2 separate regions of the Homo sapiens genome follow, and region 2 is linked to region 1. Evidence: chromatin loops called from intact Hi-C (ENCODE). Cell type or tissue: A673. All regions are shown on one strand. Each heading gives the region's core, and the rest is flanking DNA. Links, peaks and the distances in the headings are about the cores only. Region 1 has its middle 55 kb from the start of NELL2. Region 2 overlaps ADAMTS20 (ADAM metallopeptidase with thrombospondin type 1 motif 20).

Evidence for each region. Hi-C counts contacts between places; a loop is a spot of excess contacts. Peaks named below come from ENCODE experiments on the same cell type or tissue, not always from the same donor. Only the 100,000 strongest peaks of a DNase experiment are listed, where the experiment ranks them.
Region 2: it touches region 1 in a loop (18-fold over the local background); 3 of 110 quality-filtered maps call a loop at or near these places.

The regions. Positions count from the first base shown.
Region 1 is chr12:44,929,304-44,933,703 of GRCh38, forward strand. No RefSeq gene overlaps it. Among named protein-coding and RNA genes, the nearest start is that of NELL2, 55 kb to the left of the region's middle. In A673, for the core only: a CTCF peak has its summit at 1,898 (motif pointing left); DNase peaks (open chromatin) are centred at 358 and 1,868; H3K4me3 peaks cover 447 bases; H3K27ac peaks cover 2,310 bases.
Region 2 is chr12:43,442,556-43,446,955 of GRCh38, forward strand. ADAMTS20 (ADAM metallopeptidase with thrombospondin type 1 motif 20) reads right to left here. Exons shown (of 39, transcript NM_025003.5): 15 at 4,040-4,157; 16 at 1,236-1,328. Among named protein-coding and RNA genes, the nearest start is that of ADAMTS20, 110 kb to the right of the region's middle. In A673, for the core only: CTCF peaks have their summits at 2,576 (motif pointing right) and 2,777; a DNase peak (open chromatin) is centred at 2,596.

The DNA.
Region 1 (4,400 bases), core at 156-4,155:
TAGGTGGGCTTGTACTTTATACATTGAAAAAGTGAGATGTGGGCAATTTAGGGGGTAAAGAGGAGGAAATAAGAGCTTCCCTTTTACCCCAGTAGCCCTTGTCTTAGCACTTTGCTAAGGAAACCTCTGGCTTGCAGCCAGTATCATGATAACTTGACAAGTCCCCTTTGCAAAAGTCCTTATTGTGCCTTACATAAACAGCACAATTAGAAAGCCTGACCTACTCCTTACACATTACAAACAGAATATTTCATACTAAAATTGGCAGACTTCACTAAAAGCTACCTGACATGGCAGTTGCAAATACAATGCACGTTAGTGGTTTAAAGTGCAGGCTCTGGAGTCATAAGAACTTGCCTTTAGATCCCAAGCCCCACTCACCAGCTGTCTGACCCCTCATGAATTATTAAATTTCTCTAAGCATCAGTATCCTCATCTGTGAACGCAGAATAATGCTACCTGTTCCATACAACTATTGTATGAATTAAATAAAGGCATGATGTGCTTGACACATAGTAGGCTTTCAAAAACATAATTAGTAGTAATGGAAATAAGTGTATACATGGCTAAACTACTTAAAGCACCAACTAAAAGAACAAACATATCTGCTAATGTACATTCAGAGCTTTTAAACTTAATCATGGCTTTTCCACCCACTCACCACTATAAGATCAAAATTGAGAGAAATAGATAAAAATGAACTACAACCTGTCTTCTCTTGCAAGAGTTTTCTAATTAGCACACTAACTAATTCACTCCTTACAAATGTGCTATTCATAAACACAAACTGTTGTCTCAGACACTGATAACTTACGTGATTTTGTGAATGTAAATGCATTACAAATTGATTTTAATTAGACATAATTAAGAATTACACACACTAATTTACTTGTTTTCCCTTGATGTTTGGGCTTTTTACTTAATAAATTTCTGATTCTAACAAGGAGACTGTGTTAGGGCATTAATTAAAATCTTTAGTATTTGGGGTCAATATGTAATTTTTATTAAACTTACCAAGTATGATCAAAGTGAAACTTAAAAATAATTCACTGCCAAAATATTTTAAATACAAGTCTTCCAAACTTATTTTAAGCAATGTTTGTTTTTTGAAAGGAATAATAAAATTTTGTTTTCCTAGCAGATCCAATTAAAACTGTCCTTTGCACATAAAAGGGCTCAAAATCATTACTATAAACTGATTCAAATGCAAATTTATCTGGGAACTTTGGCAAGTCTTAACTTCAAAAGGATACAACTAAAAAATATTTAGAACAAAACTGAGATGCAAATTAAACACTAAAATATTTACTAAAAAGAAATTAGTCCCATATCTAATATGTTTTTCTGCACAAGACTAAACAAATTGAATTTTTTAAAACAGAATTTAATAGAAGACCCTCCTGTCAGATCAGACAGACCCAGGTAATGCTGGTATTGCTGGGCTATCATAAAGAAATGGATTAAGCCCTATGCAATAGCTTTAAAAGTTATTACAAAAGACATAGAAATATCCAGTGAGTTAAGCAGCTCAGATTTTGAACACCCAAAGTAGTACTAAAAAACATTAAAATTCTATCCATAAGCTTTAAAAAATAATTTCTAATTCATAGCATATAAACAAAGGGTAGACTATGTTTATTTAAGAAACTGCACAAAAATAATCATATCTCATTTCTGGTTATAATTTGTTGTGTACTAATTCCTGTTATTGACTCTTCTATGGCTATTACCATGGACTTCTCTAAAATATATAGTAAATCAGGCCTATTATGAAGTAACAGCCTTACATTCTTTCTTATGTGTCACTTTTATACAAAGGAAGGAAGGGGAGGATACTTTTAAAAATAAAACCCTGAGCTGCTCTATTCCAAATAATTGGAAGAACTACAGCGCCATCTTGTGGAATAAAGTAACTAATTAGTGAAATGCTTTGATTCTGTTAGGAAAAAAATTGAATTTCTTGGCCATCAACTCTAGTTTCTTTTAATGATCTATTATTTTACAACATTTTAGTCTGGAACATCTGTCAAACAGCAAAAACTACTATTATGCTAGAACACTAACGTATATAATACAGTAACCAGGTGATTTATGGCCGACTATGTCACAGATAAAGAAAAATACAAAGTTAATATTATACGTTGCCCTGGAACCAAAGAAAGAATCTGGAAGTTTGGACTTTTGTGTCCTTTTTCAAAAATTGAAAGGCAACAAGAAAACCCTTAACATGGCTGAGGTGCAGTTTCTGAATATTTATTAAAGGAGCATATCCTTTAATACCCATAATCAGAAAGAAGGAAGTAAGTCAAGGAGGCTTGGGAGGAAATAAGGTTGGGTAGTTGGAATCAGAATGTTTTTATTTCTTTCTTCTTCTTTGTTCAATTAATAAAATTTCTTCTGGCAGCCAAGATGGCCGAATAGGAACAGCTCTGGTCTACAGCTCCTAGCATGAGCGACGCAGAAGATGGGTGATTTCTGAATTTCCATCTGAGGTACCAGGTTCACCTCACTAGGGAGTGCCAGACAGTGGGTGCAGGACAGTGGTTGCAGCACACCGTGCGCGAGCCGAAGCAGGGCAAGGCATTGCCTCACTCGGGAAGTGCAAGGGGTCAGGGAGTTCCCTTTCCTAGTCAAAGAAAGGGGTGACAGATGGCACCTGGAAAATCGGGTCACTCACACCCTAAAACTGCGCTTTTCCGACAGGCTTAAAAAACGGCGCACCAGGAGATTATATCCCGCACCTGGCTCGGAGGGTCCTACACCCACGGAGTCTCGCTGATTGCTAGCACAGCAGTCTGAGATCAAACTGCAAGGTGGCAGCGAGGCTGGGGGGGAGGGGTGCCCACCATTGCCCAGGCTTGCTTAGGTAAACAAAGCAGCCAGGAAGCTCGAACTGGGTGGAGCCCACCACAGCTCAAGGAGGCCTGCCTGCCTCTGTAGGCTCTACCTCTGGGGGCAGGGCACAGACAAACAAAAAGACAGCAGTAACCTCTGCAGACTTAAGTGTCCCTGTCTGACAGCTTTGAAGAGAGCAGTGGTTCTCCCAGGACGCAGCTGCAGATCTGAGAACAGGCAGACTGCCTCCTCAAGTGGGTCCCTGACCCCTGACCCCCAAGCAGCCTAACTGGGAGGCACCCCCCAGTAGGGGCAGACTGACACCTCACACGGCCGGGTACTCCTCTGAGACAAAAGTTCCAGAGGAACGATCAGACAGCAGCATTCGCGGTTCACGAAAATCCGCTGTTCTGCAGCCACTGCTGCTGATACCCAGGCAAACACGGTCTGGAGTGGACCTCTAGCAAATTCCAACTGACCTGCAGCTGAGGGTCCTGTCTGTTAGAAGGAAAACTAACAAACAGAAAGGACATCCACACCAAAAACCCATCTGTACATCACCATCATCAAAGACCAAAAGTAGATAAAACCACAAACATGGGGAAAAAACAGAGCAGAAAAACTGGAAACTCTAAAAAGCAGAGCGCCTCTCCTCCTCCAAAGGAACGCAGCTCCTCACCAGCAATGGAACAAAGCTGGACGGAGAATGACTTTGACGAGGTGAGAGAAGGCTTCAGACGATCAAACTACTCCGAGCTACAGGAGGAAACTCAAACCAAAGGCAAAGAAGTTAAAAACTTTGAAAAAAAAGTAGACGAATGTATAACTAGAATAACCAATACAGAGAAGTGCTTAAAGGAGCTGATGGAGCTGAAAGCCAAGGCTCGAGAACTATGTGAAGAATGCAGAAGCCTCAGGAGCCAATGTGATCAACTGGAAGAAAGGGTATCACTGATGGAAGACAAAATGAATGAAATGAAGTGAAAAGGGAAGTTTAGAGAAAAAAGAATAAAAAGAAACGAACAAAGCCTCCAAGAAATATGGGACTATGTGAAAAGACCAAATCTACGTCTGATTGGTGTACCTGAAAGTGACAGGGAGAATGGAACCAAGTTGGAAAACACTCCGCAGGATAATATCTAGGAGAACTTCCCCAATCTAGCAAGGCAGGCCAACATTCATATTCAGGAAATACAGAGAATGCCACAAAGAAACTCCTCGAGAAGAGCAACTCCAAGACACATAATTGTCAGATTCACCAAAGTTGAAACGAAGGAAAAAATGTTAAGGGCAGCCAGAGAGAAAGGTCAGGCTACCCACAAAGGGAAGCCCATCAGAATAAGAGCTGGTCTCTCGGCAGAAACTCTACAAGCCAGAAGAGAGTGGGGGCCAATATTCAACATTCTTAAAGAAAAGAATTTTCAACCCAGAATTTCATATCCAGCCAAACTAAGCTTCATAAGTGAAGGAGAAATAAAATACTTTACAGACGAGCAAATGGTGAGAGATTTTGTCACCACCAGGCCTGCCCTAAAAGAGCTCCTGAAAGAAGCACTGAACATGGA
Region 2 (4,400 bases), core at 78-4,077, 1.5 Mb before region 1:
CCAACATTTCTAATTTTTAAAGTTGAGAATAACCTGTGATCCAGTCCCAGAAAGATATATTTGTCTACATTTGGAATCTAAGAGATACCTATTAAATTATTTATCTCCAATATGGTAGCATATATCTATGTAAATGTACTGAAGCAATATTTTTAGCACAAGGAAAAGAATTTCAACTAAATGTAAAAGGCTAATAAATCAAACTATTTATGTTTGATTTTAATAAATATTTTGCATCTTGTATTGAGGTGAAACTGATATAACATAAAATTAACCATCATTAAACGAACAGTTCAATGGCATTTAGTATATTCACGATGACGTACAACCATCACCTCTATCTAGTTCCAAAACCTGTTCACCCCAGAAGGAAACCTTGTACTCATTAAGCAGTTGTTCCCCTTACATTTGGCTTTATAGTTCCAAATGCAATTCCTGAGATAGGCTGTTCATTATAGATTCAGATTGCCAGTTACATAAGTTAATTATTTGAGTCAATATTTCACATCTTATTAATGTACAGCAGATGCTTTCTCAATATCAGCTCTGCACCATTACCTACCTACTCCAGCTTGGTGAATTATAGATAACTCGCTATTAAGATATTTCACAGGCAGAAGGAAAAGGTTTTTAAAGCATCATTTTCATGTTTGTGTCTAAAGTGAAATTCTTTAAGCCTGAAAGCTAATTTCTAAAAATAAATAACATAAATTAAGTTTATACTTTAGAAATAGCTAACAGACAATATACTGTGACTACATTCATTAACATATAAAAATGTGAAACCACAGTTCTTTTTCTGACTTTTTTAAATACAAGAGCTTTTACAAAACTGTATTTAAATACTTTAGCTACATAGTAAAAAAAAATTAAGAAAATTATTTAAAACATTTAACCCCAAAGAATTCTACAATTAATATTAGACAAAATGATAGAAGAGAATTTTATTCTAAATACACATGCAACTAATTGAATATAATTTCTGGTTATCTAAAATACACGAGAAAAAAACTGAAAACAAATTATTGTTCAGAATTTCATTAAGTTTTTTTTTTTTAAGTAATACATTTTTGAGTGCTTAAGAACATATGTATAGGGAGCGCTAAGCTCAGTATGAAATGAAATTGCATGCTTGCTAAAGGGACTCCTGTTTTCCAAGAATTCACATCAACTACAGACTTCCATGAAATTGCACATAAGCCACATACTGGCTGTTGTTTACGAGAAATGTTTACCAAGGTAACTGTCATCTGGTTGTCCAGAATAGCTGTACTGACGAATGTCAACGTTTGTTGCTCCTGCGGGAATCTTTACAACAACATTATAACCTGCAATATAATTTTACATATGTTAAATTTCACAAAAAGCAGATGGCCCAGAGGTTATTACTGCTGAATGGATGAAAAATTCGAATAGCATAGTCAGACTTAATTTTGTTGTGTCTTTACAAAATTACACAGTGGTTATTCTTTTTGAGTCAGTACCTTACACAAATTACTGAGGATTGAGAAAAAGTGGTTGTTGTCAAGAAACAGAGTTTAAGATTCTTAACTTTTCCTAATCTTTTCCTACTTCTAATATTCTTAATATAGAATGGAATGAAGCTAGTATTTTAGCTCCTGAGACCCTTAGTACACATACCCATTTTTAAGCTTTGTTAATGCTTTTATATTTTATACTGGGAAAAAAATAGAAGATTTCAAATACAATTCACAAGTCCAGGAGATATTAAAATAATTGGTCATTGCTATGATATATTCACACAGACTCAGTAAACAGCAAAATAATGAAATTTTTCAATTTCATTATTGAAAAATCATAAAAAAAGAAAAAGTTTAAAGCTCAAGTTTTAGTTTGTAGTATAAGCAGGAATCTCTTCATCTATTCCCCAAATTTTACATTATTTTTACAAGAATACTAATAAACTTGTTATGAGAAAAGTAAAAAGTTTACTCAAGTGAAATGAATGTAATATTTCCATTTTATGAAGCCAAATTCAGCGACATTGGCACTGCTCAAAAGAGGAAACATTTTATCTAACATATATTAAGAAAAAACATTTTCATGAAAACTAAAAACACTCACATTACATAGTTGTCCAAATACGCAGGTTTTTAAATATACAATTAGTTATACTCTAAGGATATTATTCTAAGTTTTTCCTTTTCCTTATTTATTAGGATTTCCTCCTAGTTAACTGCACCATGAGTAAAAAGTAATTTTTCTCATACACTACCTTTGATAAATATGGAATTAACTTAAGAAGACAGTTCAAAAAGAGCTTAAATTTACAACCCTAATGTCAGACTATCTTGCATGTGTTTTAGAGCAGACTTATTTATATCTAAGGCATCACATTTTTAGTGTAAGACGATAAGAAATAGTTTCATGATTCGGTATACACTATATGCCTACTGGTTGTAGGTTATTGACCTACAAGAATAATTTTAATTAACCTCCTTTTCACTATAAAATATTCTTACCCACTACTTTTACTATTTATATCTTTACTATTTATTATATTTTTTTCAAGAAAGCAAGCCTAAGGCATTGCAAAGGTGACAAGATGAAGGCTACCACCAGGGGGCAGAAATGTGACAAATGCTAATCAGACCTTGCAAATGAGTTTAACGCATTGTTCTATTTGCAAACTGATTAATGCACAGTACAATTTTCACAAGATTACATATTTGATCTTAATTTGGTTCATGTGGCTTTATCCTGGAAAAAATATTTTTCAGTAAATACAGACTGTAATAAGTATGTGCCATGCATTATAGAAGGGAATCAAATGTGTGTAGCTCCCAAGAAATAACTAGAAAAATCATATATCAAATCATCTAGTAACCGAGATTTGTAAATATCAGAGTATAAAATGTACTATGTTTTTCACATACATAAAAACATAAATATTAAGTTTTAAATTATACTGTTTTAATGGAAGTAAGTAACAATTTGAACACACATGAACACAATTTAAAGCTGAACAGTCAGACTGTAAAAAATAGGCTAGGTGTGGTGGTTCATGCTTGTAATTTCAGGACTTTGGGAGGCCGAGATGGAAGGATCCCTTGAGGCTAGGAGTTTGAGACCAACCTAGCAATACATTGAGACCCATCTCTACACACACACACACACACACACAAATTAGATGGGCATGGTGGTGAACACCTGTAGTTCTAGGTACTGGGGATGAGGAGGTGGAAAGATTGCTGGAGCTCAAGAGTTCACAGCTGCAATGAGCTATGATTGTGCCACTGTACTACAGCCTGGGCAACAGAGTAGCACCCTGTCTCTAAATAAATAAATGAATAAATAAGGTTGTAAGAAATAAATTTAATTTGCAAAGAAAGTTTTAAAGATCTGCTTTAATTATCATAAAAACAAAAAAAAATTGCCCAGAAAACATTACAATGGAAAATACTTTACATAGTCTCATGATATTTTGGAGAAAAATTAAATTATGGCCAATATGTGATCCAGATACTGCCTGGAAAATCAAATGTGACAATAATTCTGAAACATTTAATTCAGAAAATATATAAGATAATGGTTTCACCCTTCACCTTCAATCAACATTTTCTATGTACTATTAATAAGAAATGTAACAGATAGGTCAAGTCATACCAAAAAAAGAAAGTGATTCAAGTAATGAAAATATTTGAAAGCAAGTTTCCTGGGAAAAATCACAAATATATACATTTTAGGTTATAGGGAAAAAACCATTTCATTAATGGGAGGATTATTCACATATCACACATCACAGTCAAATAGCACTGAATTTACTCTAAGAAATGCACCTAATACATTTTTAAGAATCAGATTTGCCTGGGGCAGGTGAATTCATTAATCAAGGATACATCTGGTCTAATACAGTATTTAATTTTTTTATATTTAGGAAATTTTTCCTTAACAATCATTTTGGACTAAGGGTATAGAGTAGACAAAACAGTAACAAAGAATTACTGTTACACCTTCTTTACAGACTCCATTATTATACTAAATAAAAGCGAAATCTAGAAACAAATACACAACTTACCATAATGAGAACTGTTGAAGACACCTGTTATTGTCTTGCATGAAGAGTTGTCCCCACCACACACTCCACATTTGTCTATCTTGGCACTGGAGTTTAACACGTGATCACAACCAGCTGCCTTCAAGACACAATTACAATCAATATTATAAGAATGACTAATTATGAAGAAAAGAGAGAAGATCCAAATACATACAATCAGATATGACAAAGGGGATTTACCACTGACCCCACAGAAATATAGATAACTCTCAGAGGCTACTATGAACACCTCTATGCACATGAACTAGAAAACCTAGAAGAAATGGATAAACTCCTGGACACAAACACCCTCCCAAGACTGAAGGTGGAAGAAAGAGAATCC